2 separate regions of the Homo sapiens genome follow, and region 1 is linked to region 2. Evidence: chromatin loops called from intact Hi-C (ENCODE). Cell type or tissue: heart right ventricle. All regions are shown on one strand. Links, peaks and the distances in the headings refer to the core of each region. The heading gives the core; the rest is flanking DNA.

The links. Peaks named below come from ENCODE experiments on the same cell type or tissue, not always from the same donor. Only the 100,000 strongest peaks of a DNase experiment are listed, where the experiment ranks them.
Region 1: a loop joins it to region 2, with 3 times the contacts of the local background. A loop is called at or near these places in 5 of 110 quality-filtered maps.

What each region holds. Positions count from the first base shown.
Region 1 is chr10:3,800,302-3,803,101 of GRCh38, forward strand. No RefSeq gene overlaps it. Among named protein-coding and RNA genes, the nearest start is that of KLF6, 16 kb to the left of the region's middle. In heart right ventricle, for the core only: no CTCF peak of the experiment used is centred there; a DNase peak (open chromatin) is centred at 1,440; H3K27ac peaks cover 1,998 bases.
Region 2 is chr10:4,084,753-4,087,552 of GRCh38, forward strand. No RefSeq gene overlaps it. Among named protein-coding and RNA genes, the nearest start is that of MIR6078, 95 kb to the left of the region's middle. In heart right ventricle, for the core only: no CTCF peak of the experiment used is centred there; a DNase peak (open chromatin) is centred at 1,752; H3K4me3 peaks cover 926 bases; H3K27ac peaks cover 2,368 bases.

The DNA.
Region 1 (2,800 bases), core at 187-2,686, 280 kb before region 2:
AAGAAGAAGAAAAGAGGATGCCAGAAGCTGAGAAGGGATGGGGAGGGGAAGGACAAGGAAGGTTTGTTAAAAGATACGAAATTACAGCTAGATAAGCTTTAGTGTTTTGTACTAGATGACTATAGTTGATCACATTATATAGTTATTATTGTATAATAACTATACATATATAGTTAACTATATAAGTACATATTACATAGCTTCAAATAGCTAGGAGGACTTGAAACTATACAGCTATATATTCTACAGTTTCAAATAGCTAGGAGGAGGATACTGAATATTCTCAACACAAATACATGATAAAGGTTTGAGATGATGGATATGCGAACTATCCTGATACTCTCACTTTACATCGTATGTATGAATACATCACTATGTGCCCCACAAATATGTGCAATTATTATGTGTCGATCAGATTTTTTTTGAGTTAAAAATGAAAAGTGAGGTGATGGCTGAAAGTGAGGTGTAGCGTTATCTGCCAGGAAGCATGGGCAGGATGTAGTTATCAAAGTGATAACCAGTTTCTCTTTTAGTCTTAATTCTAAAAGATATTTAGGGATTTTATATCCATTGAGGTATTTCTTTATATACACATTGCAATTTTTTTATTAGATAACATTTGTTTGTAGGTAACCTCAAATATAAACTGCAGGGAGGGCATGAGGACCTACGTAGAACTTCTTGGAAGAAATAAGTTTTTTAAAACACAGCATTTGTGCGTGCATGGGAAGGGCCTTCTATTCCAGTGCCTTGGAAGAGTACTTGACTCTGACGAGGACAGCTGGTCAGCCACTGCTCAGAGCAGTTTCTACCACTTCAAAAGCCCCTTCAGCTCTCGTATATTTTACAATCCTACGGCCACTACAACATCCCCGTTTTACAGTTTTGTTGATCAGATAAAGAGCCTGGAACACCCCAAATCCTGCTGGAAGCTCTCCTAGAAACAGAATTCCAGAGAGGCCAGCACCTCCTCCTGGAATGTCCCCCAGTATTTGTCTCTGTGGTGCCAAAGCTCTGGTGTGTGGACCAAACACAAGCTAGCCTAGTGCAGGTTTTGTGGAAGTGTATGCTCAGGTCTTTTCTGATTCACTCGGTGGTCCTCCCTTGTCTCATTGTGGCTGGACACAAACAAGGAAATCTTCACAGTTTGGAGTCCAGTGGTTCTCACAAAAGCCCAGAACAGCCTGATGTCCACATGGTCATTTCCAAATCTCAAAGCGACATCTGAGTTGCAAAGTTGAAACTGATGGGGAATCGTGTGTCTCCTTCCCAGCTCAAGGGTCCCTTGACACGTTTCAAGGGCTCTGGGGGAAAGATGGCCTGAGATGAGAGTTACAGGCATCATGCCCCAGAAATAGAATTGATAGCAAAGGGCTTGAGGAGTTTTTGCCACTCCCTATTGACTGTTATAGAACTTGGAAGCTCGCCTGTGGGGCCTGGGATCCATCACCTCTCATAACAGGCATTAAACTGATGTCATTATTCAATGTCATTCGGTGCCATCAAAACAGGACCTGCTTTTGAAGGCCAGCCTGGACTTGAGGCTGATCTTTGCCATTTGACCAGCCGCCCGAGGGCAGACATGTTCCCCAACTCTTAATTTCTTCTAGAGACGTGCCGACCTGGCAGGATTGGTTTAGGATTAAGGGAAATGATGCACGCTCAGCACATCATAGAAGCTCTAGTAAATGTAAATGCTCTTTTCTGTTGTTTTTTCACATCATGGTGACAAATGGCTCCTCTGGAAGGTCCTGCAGATGTGAAACTGGGTGGTGGTGTCACCTGCTGACAGCGGTGGGTTTTTCTTCCCTTGGGTGCCATGAGGGTGAAGAGCTGGGGCGAATACTTGGAGGACGGGCACTTGGTTTGGTTCTGTTTTCTACATGTCCATCTCTACTGGGTTATCCATCCACCGGGTCACATATTGTCCTTGAGTTGCCCACAAGTCCTGGGGATCTACCAAAATGTCCCTCTCAACAGCGGTGACTTCCTGGTCTTGGGTGGGGGACAGTGAGCTGGATTGTGTCCCCGAAGTTCCGCTCAACCCCTCCTTTTGACTCGGCACTTGTTCTTCCCACCTGGTCTCAAACATAGACTATCTTCACAGACTTCTCGGCTTGGTTCCCCCTCCCCTAGAAAACGTCTTGGTTGGGAGTGGAGACACATACTCACACAGACCCACAACAGACACAACACACACAAACACACAGAGACACACACAGACACATACACACCCTGACACACACAGAGGCACACATATACATGTTCACACACATACACAGACACACACAAACTTAGAGACACACAGACACATACACACACTAACACATACACAGAGAGGCACACATACACACGTTCATACACATACATAGGCACGACACACACAACAGACACAACACACACATCATACACAGACTTACACAGAGACACACAGACACATACACACACTGACACATACACACGGGCACACACATATATATTCACACACATACACAGACACAACACACACAAAAGACACAACACACACAAACTTACCCACACAGAGACACACAGACACATACACACACTAACACATACACACAGAGGCACACATACACATGTTCGCACATATACATAGACACACACAGACACACACATTCACACACAGAGACACACACAAACACTAATATATACAGACACACAGAGACACACACACACAGACACAAACACACACAGACACAGACACACAGGCACAAACACAAGCACACTCGTTCATACCCAAGAGGGTCTCGTGGCTACTGTGGCCACTAGTTCATGAGAT
Region 2 (2,800 bases), core at 299-2,798:
ACTTAATTTGTAACTTAGGGGATGCAACATTCAGGTTAAATGTGATAAAAATATGTGATGATGGACTCCCTACAAAGGAACCGGTGAGAAGGTACCCTAGCTACTGAGAAGCATTTTGTGACTAAAGGACCTTATGGGTTATTGATGATTATTTACATTCTACCAGAACTGTTAAAGCCCTGAAAATTACCTTTACACTTTTTTTTTTCTTTTAAGACGAAACCTTGCTGTGTCACCCAGGATGGAGTGCAGTGGCACTATCTCAGCTCACTGCAACCTCTGCCTCCTGATTCAAGCAATTTTCCTGCCTCAAGCAACTCTACTGCCTCTCCAGTAGCTATAATCCCAGCTACTCCTGTAATCCCAAGTAGCTGGGATTACAGGTGCCCGCCACCCGCCATGCCCAGCTAACTTTCTTTTCTTTTTCTTTTTTTTTTTTTTAAGTAGAGACAGGGTTTCTCCATGTGGGCCAGGCTGGTCTCGAAATCCTGGCCTCAAGTGATCTGCCCTTCCTCGGCCTCCCAACATGCTGGGATTACAGGTATGATCCACCATGCCTGGCCTCTTTACACTTATTTTTAATTATAATTACACTAAGAAATCACCATGACTCCCACTTATTAAGCTATTTTTATAAGCCATATAGTGTGTTAAACACTTTACATGTGTTCTTACTTAACTGTTGCCCCAACTCCATGGAGTCGATATTAGTTACCGCATTTCAGTATTATAAACACTGAAACTGAGTTTCGGAGGGAGTAAATAACTTCCCCTTCCGTGTGCAATCAGAGGTAGTGCTAGGATTTGATTGAGCCTTATGGCAATCGAAAGCCCATGTTTCTACCTTTCCTAGGCTCTGCCTCCTCTGTCGAAAATTCAAGGCAGGCGGAATGCAGTGCTGCCCCTGACACACACCACAGTAGCGACTCCAGTCTTCATCTGAGATGATGGCACAGGTGACGTCTTACTTGGGATTTTGAATTTTATGCACTATAATGCCTGCACATGATAGAAATAATTGGCATGTTGCAATATTCCCTGAAGGACTGTGGTCCCTTGTCTTCCCCCTATATATAGATCAGGGTCCTTAACAATGCCACTGCATTAGATTTAATTATAATCCAGATATCTATGGACATAAGAAAGATAGTTGTTCATTCACTTTAACCTGCACTAAAGCAATGTTTGTAAATCAAACGATGTCTGGAACCAGACAATTCAGATTATTTGGTAAATATTTTGTATACATTGAATTGAGGGATCTGCAAAAAGAAGGAAGAGGTGACACTTGGACCCCTTCTAACTAATTACATGACAGAATTCATCCATCACATTTCAAAAGCAATACAGAGAAAAGTGCATGATTTACAGCCAGAAAATGACGCATGCCTGGGTTGCAAGAAGCCACAGAGGAAGGGGACAGAATGTGAAGGGAGGGTCTGAGGCCAGAGGAAAGGGATATCACTGACAATGGAATCATTTGGATGGATGACAGGGAGAAAAATGTCATTTTTAACAAAACTGTTCATTTCTCCTTATATCACTTCCTTTCACCCGAGTTTCCCAACATAGAGAGTGATTCCATCCGATTGCCAAGTCCCAGTCAAGACATTTCAATGGTTTTGAAAATTCATTCTCCTTCTTGACTCTTATCCAACCTGGCCACTTTCCCATTTCCAAGCGTGTGAAAGACGTGTCCCCTTCAGCTTGGTGCGGACATAATATTTGCTTTTCTCCAGACCCTCCCAGCAGACCCACAAACCTTCTCCTTCCTAGGAGGCTCCAGGTCGTTATTGTTCAAGCTTTCGTCACTCCCATTCATGAAGCTAAACAATCCCAGCCCCATTCATAAGGCTTCCCAGGAGTTTCTATTTTTACTGCCGCAATTCTCTACATTCTTTCTCACAACCGTGCAAGTCTGTCCCAGGCAACCTCTTTTCTCTCCTGTCCTTGCCCTCCTCCTCCTGTAATCATCCCGTCCCTCTTCTGCCTCCCCCGCTCCCTCATCTCATTCCTTTACTCCTTGTTGGAGCATCGGAGGAACCCCAGCACTACTCCCCTTCCCTAAGCTCACAACGTCTTCTTCTTCTACTCTTATCTCATTTCTCAAACTGCTTTTGTTTCTCAACCAAGATACTCTAGATCATTTAGTAGTGGTGGGTCCATTTCCTTACCTTTTCTGTTTTTTTAATCCAACTAAGTTTGCCAGTCTATGGCTCCCTCTTAGGCATCCCATCATTAAACTCACCAACTCCCTCTCTCAGTGAGTCAAAAATGCATTCAATATCCCTAACTCATCAAGTTGCGTAGATCAGCCTAGCCTAACTTAGATGTGCTCGGGACGCTTACCTTAGCCTACAGGTGAGTAAAATCACCTAATACAAATCCTATTTTATATAAAAACAGGGTTGAATATTTTACGTAGTTTATTGAATGCTGTGCTGATGGTGAAGAACAGAGTGGTTGCATAGGTGTAATCATAAAGTCAAAACATTGTAACTTGAACTGTCACAAGTCAGAAACTGCAACTTTACCATAGTATGCATACAACGCACATAACCATGACCATGCCGACTTTTCTTTCTTTTTTTTTTTTTTTTTTGCAGACAGTGTTTCACTCTTGTTGCCAAGGCTGGAGTGCAGTGGCGCCATCTCATCTCCCTTGCAATCTCTGTCTCCTGGGTTCAAGTGATTCTCCTGCCTCAGCCACCCTAGTAGCTGGGATTACAGGCACCCGCCACCACGCCTGGCTAATTTTTTTTTTCAGTAGAGGTGGGATTTTGGGGTTTCGCCATGTTGT